Linked DNA regions of Homo sapiens: region 1 is linked to region 2. Evidence: read pairs that join two places in POLR2A ChIA-PET (ENCODE). Cell type or tissue: A673. All regions are shown on one strand. Each heading gives the region's core, and the rest is flanking DNA. Links, peaks and the distances in the headings are about the cores only.

Region 1 (5,368 bases), core at 312-5,311, 530 kb after region 2:
TCAGCTTCACCGCTGTCTGAGGACAATCTGTTATTGGGCCCATTTTATGGATGAGAAACTGAGGCCCAGAAGGTCAAGTCACTGGCTTTGGGTTCCTTGGCTAAGGGGAGGCAGAGGCAGGATTTGAACCCAAGACGCCACTGAGATGGGGTTGCTGCCTGTCCTGAATCCAGAGACAATGCAACCCGCTTCAGAGCACCCTTTCTGAAGTGTTTTTGTTTTTGTTTTCTTGTTTGTTAGTTTGTTTTGAGACCAGGCTGGAGTGCAATGGTGCAATCTCGGCTCACTGCAAAGCAACCTCCACCTCCCGGGTTCAAGCAATTCTCATGCTTCAGCCTCCCAAGTAGCTGGGACTACAGGCACACACCACCATGCCCAGCTGATTTTTGTTTTTTGTGTTTTTTTGAGACGGAGTCTCATTCTTGTCACCCAGGCTGGAGTGCAGTGGTATGATCTTGGCTGACTGCAACCTCCACCTCCCGGGTTCGAGCTATTCTCCTGCCTCAGCCTCCCAAGTAGCTGGGACTACACGCATGCACCACCACACCTGGCTAATTTTTGTATTTTCAGCAGAGATGAAATTTCACCATGTTAGCCAGGCTGGTCTCGAACTCCTAGCCTTGAGTGATCCACCCACCTCGGCCTCCCAAAGTGCTGGGATTACAGGCGTGAGCCACCACACCCAGCCGATAAACTCCCTTTCATATATACATCTATCTTATTAGTTCTGTCCCTCTAGAGAACCTCTAGAGAACAAATACTTTAATATTAATCTATCAGGTATCCTTCCCCACTTTATACCACCCTTATCTAGTCTATGGGGGACACTACTAATCTATCAAGTAACCTTCCCCACTTCCTGCCACCCCCACCTGTATGTGGACTACAATAGAAAGAGAGACTTGAGGCTGAAGGAAGCCCAGCGTAGGTATGAGGACTTGTTCTGGGCTTTGACGCATCCATAGGAGTTTTCTAGGTATGAGTAGGGTCTGCTGAAAGGGCTTTACTGTGTATGCAAAAGCCTAGAGAAGTGAAGGAGAGTGTGACTCATTCATGGACTAATAAGTTTGTCTCCTTGAAGCTGGAGAGGCCTTGAAGGCCAGAAAAGGAGCCTGAACGTCATCCTGTTCATCCTGTTCACAGTGACACGGTCACCCAGGCTCAATTCCACTCCCCATCTTCCAGTTTCTCGGCTTCCTCCAACACCCGACCTAGCTCCCAGGTGTTAAGGTCAGAAGTGAATGCACCTGTGAATTAGTGAAGGAATGAGTGAGCAGAGGCAGCTGCTTCAAGGTTGTGTGGTGATACATCCTTCTGAACCCTGCCCCGGTGCTTCACGGTACAGGCTCCAGAGAGGACTCAGCCTGGGACCCTGCCCCCAAGGATCCCCAGGCTGGGACTGTGGGATGGAGCTGGACACAGACACCCAAGCTCTGCAGAGTCAGGGCTGGTGCTGAGCGACCTTGGAGGGGAGGACATTGGAGCTGCGTGCAAAGCTTTTTTTTTTTTTTTTTTTTTTTTGAGAGAGGGTCTGGCTCTGTAACCCAGGCTGGAGTGCAGTGGTGCAATCTCAGCTCACTGCAACCTCCACCTCCCGGACCCAAGTGATCCTCTCTCCCAACCCAGAAGGCGGAGGTTTCAGTGAGCCGAGATCGCACCATCGCACTCCAGCCTGGGCAACAAATATGGATGTGGGGGAATAGGCAAGCAGGTAGGTGGATGTGGCTGGCTGCGTGGAAAGAACAGGGGTGGTGGGGGCAGCCAAGGATCAATCAGGCACTGGTGAGAAGTTCTAGCTTCATCCCGAAGGCAATGGGAGCCATGGAGGGCTCTGGACAGAGGAGAGACATTGCCAGACCCAGGTGCTCACAGGAACCCTTCTGGGGGCTACAGCGGCAACAGATTGTGAAGGGAGGTGATTGCATTGGTCTGGGAAAGTGACGATCATGTACCTAAACCCGCGTTGTCCAACGTGGGAGCCACTGGCCACATGTAGCTATTGAGTACTTAAAATGTGACTATCGGATCGGGCACGGTGGCTCACGCCTGTCATTCCAGCACTTTGGGAGGCCGAGGCGGGTGGATCACTTGAGGTCAGGAGTTCGAGACCAGCCTGACCAACATGGTGAAACTCCGTCTCTACTAAAAATACAAAAATTAGCCAGGTGTGGTGGCACGTGCCTGTAATCCCAGCTACTTGGGAGGCTGAGGCAGGAGAATCGCTTGAACCTGGGAGATGGAGGTTTCAGTGAGCTGAGATCACACCATTGCACTTCAGCCTGGGTGACAAGAGTGAAACTCTGTCTCAGAACACACACACACACACACACACACACACCCCAGAAAAAATAGCTCATTCACAATTTTTTCTATAGATTGCATGCTTAAATGATAAAACACATTACTAAAACTAATTTCACCTGTTTCTTTTTACTATTTTTTATTTTTTGAGACGGAGTTTCGCTCATTGTTGCCCAAGCTGGAGTGCAATGGTGTGATCTCAGCTCACCGCAACCTCCACCTCCTGGGTGCAAGTGATTCTCCGGCCTTAGCCTCCCAATCAGCTGGGATTACAGGCGTGCACCACCACGCCCAGCTAATTTTGTATTTTTAGTAGAGACCAGGCTGGTCTCAAACTCCCGACCTCAGGAGGTCCGCCCGCCTCAGCCTCCCAAAGTGCTGGGATTAGAGGCGTGAGCCACTGCGCCCAGCCTTCTTTTTACTGTTTTTTTCTTGTGGCTACCAGGAAATCTTTAATTGCCCACGTTGATGGCATTTGCATTTCTAAAATGCTGCAGCCTTTGCACCGACCACCAGAGAGTGCTGTGCCCATGTGGCAGGATCAAGCAATCCGGAATCTGAAGGAAAAGAAAGTAGTTCAAGCTGACGATCAGTTAGATCAGTTCTTACAATGGAGACACGTTTACCATCTGGCATCTTTCAGCATCTAAGGGAGACAGATCTGCCTGGAGATAGGGAGTCTGCCGCTGATCCTCACACCATTTTATCCTGCTAGGTGGGGGACAGAATGAGGCCTGCAGTCAACTCACAGATTCTGCAGCTTTTTTTTTTTTTTTTTTTTTTTTTTTGAGACAGGATCTGGCTCTGTAACCCAGGCTGGAGTGCAATGGTGCAATGTCGGCTTACTGCAACCTCCACCTCCTGGACCCAAGTGATCCTCCCACCCCAGCCTCCCAAGTAGCTGGGACCACAGGTGTGCAACACCATACCAGGCTAATTTTTGTAGTTTTTATAGAGACAGGGTTTCACTATGTTGCCCGGGCTGGTCTTGAACTCCTGAGCTCCAGTGATGCCTGCCTTGGCCTCCCAAATTACTGGGATTAAAGGCGTGAGCTACAGCATTTATTAGATACCTACTGTCAGGCCTCTGAGCCCAGGCCAGGCCATCGCATCCCCTGTGACTGGCACGTATACATCCAGATGGCCTGAAGTAACTGAAGATCCACAAAAGAAGTAAAAACAGCCTTAACTGATGACATTCCACCATTGTGATTTGTTCCTGCCCCACCCTAACTGATCAATGTACTTTGTAGTCTCCCCCACCCTTAAGAAGGTTCTTTGTAATTCTCCCCACCCTTGAGAATGTACTTTGTGAGATCCACCCCTGCCCACCAGAGAGCAACCCCCTTTGACTGTAATTTTCCATTACCTTCCCAAATCCTATAAAACGGCCCCACCCGTATCTCCCTTCGCTGACTCTCTTTTCGGACTCAGCCGGCCTGCACCCAGGTGAAATAAACAGCCATGCTTCTCACACAAAGCCTGTTTGGTGGTCTCTTCACACAGACGCGCATGAAATTTGGTGCCGTGACTCGGATCGGGGGACCTCCCTTGGGAGGTCAATCCCCTGTCCTCCTGCTCTTTGCTCCGTGAGAAAGATCCACCTACCACCTCAGGTCCTCAGTCCAACCAGCCCAGGAAACATCCCACCAATTTCAAATCCGGTAAGCGGCCTCTTTTTACTCTCTTCTCCAACCTCCCTCACTATCCCTCAACCTCTTTCTCCTTTCAATCTTGGCGCCACATTTCAATCTCTCCCTTCTCTTAATTTCAATTCCTTTCATTTTCTGGTAGAGACAAAAGAGACATGTTTTATCCGTGAACCCAAAACTCCGGCGCCGGTCACGGACTGGGAAGGCAGCCTTCCCTTGGTGTTTAATCATTGCAGGGACGCCTCTCTGATTATACACTCACGTTTCAAGGGTGTCAGACCACGCAGGGACGCCCGCCTTGGTCCTTCACCCTTAGTGGCAAGTCCCGCTTTCCTGGGGCAGGGGCAAGTACCCCTCAACCCCTTCTCCTTCACCCTCAGTGGCAAGTCCCGCTTTCCTAGGGGGCAAGAAACCCCCAATCGCTTATTTCCGCACCCCAACCTCTTATATCTCTGCACCCCAATCCCTTATTTCCACACCCTGACCTCTTTGTGCCCCAATCCCTTACTTCCGTGCCCCAACCCCTTCTCTGCTTTTCTGGAGGGCGAGAACCCCCCACCCCTTCTCCGTGTCTCTACTCTTTTTTCTGGGCTTGCCTCCTTCACTATGGGTAAGCTTCCACCTTCCATTCCTCCTCCTTCTCCTTTAGCCTGTGTTCTCAAAAACTTAAAACCTCTTCAACTCACACCTGACCTAAAACCTAAATGCCTTATTTTCTTCTGCAATGCCGCTTGACTCCAATACAAGCTCGACAGTAGTTCCAAATAGCCGGAAAACGGCACTTTCAATTTTTCCATCCTACAAGATCTAAATAATTCTTGTCGTAAAATGGGCAAATGGTCTGAGGTGCCTGAAGTCCATCAGTCCCTTCCTACTCTCTGTGCCCAGTGCAACTCGTCCCAAATCTTCCTTCTTTCCCTCCCACCTGTCCCCTCAGTCCCAACCCCAAGCGTCGCTGAGTCTTTCTCATCTTCCTTTTCTACAGACCCATCTGACCTCTCCCCTCCTCGCCAGCCCAAGCTAAGTCCCAATTCTTCCTCAGCCTCTGCTCCTGCATCCTGTCATTTTTTTATCGCCTCCCCTCCTCACACCTGGTCCGGCTTACAGTTTCGTTCCGTGACTAGCCCTCCCCCTCCTGCCCAGCAATTTACTCTTAAAAAGGTGGCTGGAGCCAAAGGCATAGTCGAGGTTAATGCTCCTTTTTCTTTATCCCAAATCAGAAGCGTTTAGGCTCTTTTTCATCAAATATAAAAACCCAGCCCAGTTCATGACTTGTTTGGCAGTAACCCTGAGACACTTTACAGCCCTAGACCCTAAAAAGTCAAAAGGCCGTCTTATTCTCAAAATATATTTTATTACCCAATCTGCTCCCGACATTAAATAAAACTCCAAAAATTAAATTCCGGCCCTCAAAC
Region 2 (5,368 bases), core at 154-5,153:
TGTTTTGTTTTTGAGACGGAGTCTGGCTCTGTTGCCCAGGCTGGGGTGCAGTGGCACGATCTCGGCTCGCTGCAAGCTCCACCTCCTGGGTTCACGCCATTCTCCTGCCTCAGCCTCCCGAGTAGCTGGGACTGCAGGCGCCCGCCACCACGCCTGGCTAATTTTTTGTATTTTTAGTAGAGACGGGGTTTCACTGTGTTAGCCAGGATGGTCCGATCTCCTGACCTTGTGATCCACCCGCCTCGGCCTCCCAAAGTGCTGGGATTACAGGCGTGAGCCACCGCGCCTGGCCTAAGTTTTAAATTTTTTGTAGAGACAGAGTCTCACTATGTTGGCCAGGCTGTTGAGACTCCTGGCCTCAAGTGATCCTCCCTCATCATCCTCCCAAAGTGCTGGCATTACAGGTGTGAGCCACTGTACTACTTGGTGTTATTTAAAAGTCCTGGTGAATTGTAAAAAGTGTACAACTTCGGGAGGCCGAGGTGGGTGGATTACAAGGTTAGGAGTTCGAGACCAGCTTGGCCAGCATGGTGAAACCCCGTCTCTACTAAAAATACAAAAAATTAGCCGGGCATGGTGGCGGGCGCCTGTAGTCCCAGCTATTCGGGAGGCTGAGGCAGGAGAATTGCTTGAACCCGGCAGGCGGAGGTTGCAGTGAGCCGAGATCGTGCCACTGCACTCCAGCCTGGGTGACAGAGCGAGAGTCCGTCTCAAAAAAAAAAAAAAAAGTACAACAAAACCAGGGCCCCAGGGGGCGAGCTCCTCTGCCCTGGAGGTTGGGCCTGCCGAGGGGACCTTAGAGTGCTTCTGAAGTGAGAGTTGGCATTAGCTGAGCAGAAGGAAGCAGAGGGCAGCCTGAGCTGAGAGCCAGCACCGGTGGAGCTCTGAGACGAGGGCTCGCAGGCCTGGGCACCCACCGAGCCCCAGGTGTGCCAAGTCCAGTGGGAGCTGCAGGTCAGGTTGTGAAAGTCCTTTTTTTTCCCTAGACGTAGTCTTGCTCTGTCACCCAGGTTGGAGTGCGTGCAATGGCATGATCTCGGCTCACTGTAACCTCTACCTCCCAGGTTCAAGTGATTCTCAAGCCTCAGCCTCCTGAGTAGCTGGGATTACAGGTGCACATCACCACGCCCGGCTAATTTTTGTGTTTGTAGTAGAGACGGGGTTTCACCATGTTGACCAGGCTGGTCTTGAACCCCTGACCTCAGCTGATCTGCCTGCCTCGGCCTCCCAAAGTGCTGGGATTCCAGATGTCAGCCACCTCGCCCCGCCATGAAAGTCTTGATATTGGCCGGCGTGGTGGCTTATGCCTGTAATCCCAGTACTTTGGGAACCCAAGGCAGGAGGATCACTTGAGGCCAGGAGCTCGAGACCAGCCTGGACGCTATAGTGAGACCCTGTCTCTTAAAAAAAATAAAAATAAAAAAGTCTTGGTGTCACATCCAAAGTTTGGAGTTCTGTTCCGCATCCATCCTACAAGTATCTGAGCGTCTTTGTGTCCAGGACTAAGTTCAACGCCTGGGCTGTGCCTTGGCCCCTGTGCGGTCGCAGCCCCTGCCCCCCTCTCTCCCCGTGCTCTGCCTCTTGGTGTTGGGAGGTGGGGGAAAAACTGGGTGCATTTTCTGCACTTTTCCCCTTGGAGGAAGCAAAACTTCTTGAAAATCTCTCAGTAGGTGTCTGCGTCTTAAGGCCTCCAGAAGCTTCTTTGGTTTCATTTGACTGTTCACGGATACTCCCGCTGCCTTGGCCCGTAGATTTTAGGAGCTAAGCTTAAAATGGGCCCTCATTGGAAAACTTGACTGGGTAAAGTGCTTATAGTTACGGATTTTTGTCTTGTTAAAAATTGACAAGAATGTGGAAAATCTGAATAAAGGCAAGCGTCCTCGGGCTGCGTACAGCTGGTGGGAGTCGAATTTAGAATTAAAACTTGAGCGTGCCATCAGTTTAGTTAATCATGCTTTTATTTGCATGTTTTAGGAACCATCACTGTTGCTGGAGGCACCTGACAAATCCTAGCGAATTTTTGGAGCATCTCCACCCAGGAACCTCGCCATCCAGAAGTAAGTAACACGGGCCTGGCCCCCAGGTGGCCCCACAGGACCAGGGACCGGAAGGCTGTGGCCTCTTCCCTGGGTGGCCCGCCAGGGAGAAGGTGGTGGCCTGACCGGCTCTGAATTCCCGGGACGTCCAGGCGCAAGCTGTGCTTAGACGGGAGCCTGCGGGCCATGGTAGGGAGGTTCTTCTGCAAGTTTCTTCATGAAGCCTGTCTGCTTTGGGCTTGCATCTCGCCCTTCGGCATCGAACCACCCGACTCTCACTTCTAGAAACTGGAAAAGCTGTGGCTCCTCCTGCATTTCGGGTGACACTGGGGTTTCCCAGGACCCACTACCCTGTCTGCATCGGCCCTGGGGACACCTGAGCTCAAGGGGCGTTCCCCCACACACTGTCAGAAGTGGGGAGCAGTTAGAGCAGGGCTCTCTAAAAATGGGAGACTCATTTTTAAATGCCTTTGAGGTAGTTCCATGGCCCAGCCGCCCCGGGTTTAGTTCCTTTTCTTGTGCCTTTCTTATAAGCCGGTGGCACAAAGAGGTGCCTCTGGTGGCAGCCCAGGGGGACCACTCAGGAGAAGAGAGAGAATGACCTCATCCCTTCTGGCCACACCCACAGGGCCCGGGTGACCCAGTGGAGGGTGTCAAGTGTGGGATGAGCAGTGCAGTGTCCTCCCGTCAAGGCAGAGGTGGCAGTGGCAGCGGCGGCCGGCAGAGCACCGGGGAAAGGCTGCCTTGTGCGGCGTCGCCCTTGGATTGTGTGCCGCTTCCCTGTGCAGAGGGAGGAAGGGGCCCATCCAGGGCCCCCTGTAGCTAATGAGGGCGAGTGTGGACTTGAGCTGGGGCCCTTGAGTCATTTGTGGGTGCCTTTTCTGTTCTACTACGATTAGGACCTTGAGGAGGGTGGTGGAGCCCAGCCTCTTTTGGGAAGTCATAAAGTGTAAGGGAAGAGGCTCTGGTCACGTGGTTGGCAAACTATGGCCCCTGGACCCAATCTGACCCCCTGTTTTTATAAATAAAGTTTTATTGGCACATGGCTGTGTCCATTTGCCTGAGCATTGTCCCTGGTTGCCTTCTCCTCACAGTGGGAGAAGTGACTAGCTGGAACAGAGGGCGTGGCCTGCGCATCTGGAGATATTTCCTGTTTGGGCCTGTGCAGAAAACCATGCGCCTCCTCTTGTCCAGGTTAACTTACTGCTGGCTGGAGCAGGATGGACGAGTCTCTTGGTGACTTGGTTTGGAAATTGGCAGGTCTGTCTGTGCCTCCTGAAATCTTGCTTTTACCCTTCAAGTTTGTGCTTCCTTACAAGATGGTCAATTTTCTAAAACTCAGCTGTTTTCTTTGTACCCAAATTAACACAGCATGAACCAAGTAAGCAACTTGCTCTGTCAGTTAGCTTTATTATTTATTTATTTATTTTTATTTTTTTTGAGACAGAGTCTCCCTCTGTCACCCAGGCTGGAGTGCAGTGGCGTGATCTCAGCTCACTGCAAGCTCCGCCTCCCGGGTTCACGCCATTCTCCTGCCTCAGCCTCCCTAGTAGCTGGGACTACACGAGCCTGCCACCACGCCCGGCTAATTTTTTGTATTTTCAGTAGAGATGGGGTTTCACCGTGTTAGCCAGGATGGTCTCCATTTCCTGACTCGTGATCCGCCCACCTTGGCCTCCCAAAGTGCTGGGATTACAGGCGTGAGCCACTGTGCCCAGCCAGTTAGCTTTATTTTTTTGAGGCAGGGTCTCACTCTGTCACCCAGGCTGGAGTGCAGTGGTGTGATCATAGCTCACTGCAGCCTCCACCTCCTGGGCTCAAGGGATCCTCCCGCCTCAGCCTCCTGAGTAGCCGGGACTACAGGCATGCACACCACACCTGGCTAATTTTTTTATTTTTTGTAGAGGCTATGTTGCCCAGGCTGGTCTCAAATTCCTGGCCTCAAATGATCCTCCCACCTCAACCTCCCAATGTGCTGGGGTCACAGGCGTGAGTCACCTCATCCTGCCGAAGTTCACCACATAGCCCTTGATAAACCCACTTTATATCTGAAGGTGCTGAGTGCAGCAACCAGGAGGTGCTAGAAAGTCCTCGGGGAGAGCACAGGAGACAGGAGTAAGGGAGCAGGGCTCCTGCTTCCGAAGGCCTGGAGCTGAAGGAGAGGAGGAGCTCAGGGCAAACCATGTGGGCTTGCTGTGGTTTGGCAGGTCCCCAGATAGGCTGCCTTCACTTTGTAAAAGTTAACTTTTACTGAGAGGAAATTCACATACATCATATTCACTCTTTAAAGGATACAGTTTGGAGGTCGTTGGTGCACTCACAGGGCTGGGCAGCATCACCACTCATTCCGGAGCATCTCATTGTCCCAGAGGAAGCTCTGTCCCCCTCAGCAGTTGCTCTTCATCCTGTCCCCCACACCCCAAAACCAGGCATCTCCTTCCTGCCTCTGTGGACTGGCCTGTCCTGGACATCTCATAGAAATGGGATCGCGCACTGTGTGGCCTTTTGTGCCTGGAGTCTCTCACTGAGTGGCCCATCCTCAGAGTTCATCCACTCCGTGGCCTGCGTCAGAGCCTTGCTCCATTTCATGGCTGAGTCGCGTTCTGCTGTGTGTGGTGCCGGGCGACCTGCTCCCCTGCTGATGGGCGCTCATGTGGCCTCCTCTCTGGCTATTGGGAGTCGTGCTGCTGTGGACATTGGTGTGCAGGTGTTGGTGTGGACGTTGGTGTGCAGGTGTTGGTGTGGACGTTGGTGTGCAGGTGCTGGTGTGGACGTTGGTGTGCAGGTGTTGGTGTGGGTGTTGGTGTGGATGTTGGTGTGCAGGTGTTGGTGTGGGTGTTGGTGTGCAGGTGCTGGTGTGGGTGTTGGTGTGGGTGTTGGTGTGCAGGTGCTGGTGTGGATGTTGGTGTGGGTGTTGGTGTGCACGTATTGGTGTGCAGGTGTTGGTGTGGATGTTGGTGTGGACATTGGTGTGCAGGTGTTGGTGTGGGTGTTGGTGTGGACGTTGGCGTGCAGGTGTTGGTGTGGGTGTTGGTGTGCAGGTGTTGGTGTGGACATTGGTGTGCAGGTGCTGGTGTGGATGTTGGTGTGCAGGTGCTGGTGTGGACGTTGGTGTGCGGGTGTTGGTGTGCGTGTTGGTGTGCAGGTGTGGGTGTTGGTGTTGGTGTGCAGGTGTTGGTGTGGATGTTGGTGTGGGTGTTGGTGTGCACGTATTGGTGTGCAGGTGTTGGTGTGCAGGTATTGGTGTGGATGTTGGTGTGCAGGTGTTGGTGTGCGGGTGTTGGTGTGGGTGTTCGTGTGGGGGTGTTGGTGTACAGGTGTTTGTGTGGACG

Evidence for each region. Peaks named below come from ENCODE experiments on the same cell type or tissue, not always from the same donor. Only the 100,000 strongest peaks of a DNase experiment are listed, where the experiment ranks them.
Region 1: POLR2A ChIA-PET joins it to region 2 with 6 read pairs; 1 of 35 experiments calls an interaction of 5 or more read pairs at or near these places.

What each region holds. Positions count from the first base shown.
Region 1 is chr19:5,545,198-5,550,565 of GRCh38, forward strand. No RefSeq gene overlaps it. Among named protein-coding and RNA genes, the nearest start is that of TINCR, 20 kb to the right of the region's middle. In A673, for the core only: a CTCF peak has its summit at 2,819 (motif pointing right); a DNase peak (open chromatin) is centred at 2,834.
Region 2 is chr19:5,014,283-5,019,650 of GRCh38, forward strand. KDM4B (lysine demethylase 4B) reads left to right here. Exons shown (of 23, transcript NM_015015.3): 2 at 1,975-2,057. Among named protein-coding and RNA genes, the nearest start is that of KDM4B, 48 kb to the left of the region's middle. In A673, for the core only: no CTCF peak of the experiment used is centred there; no DNase peak of the experiment used is centred there; H3K27ac peaks cover 269 bases.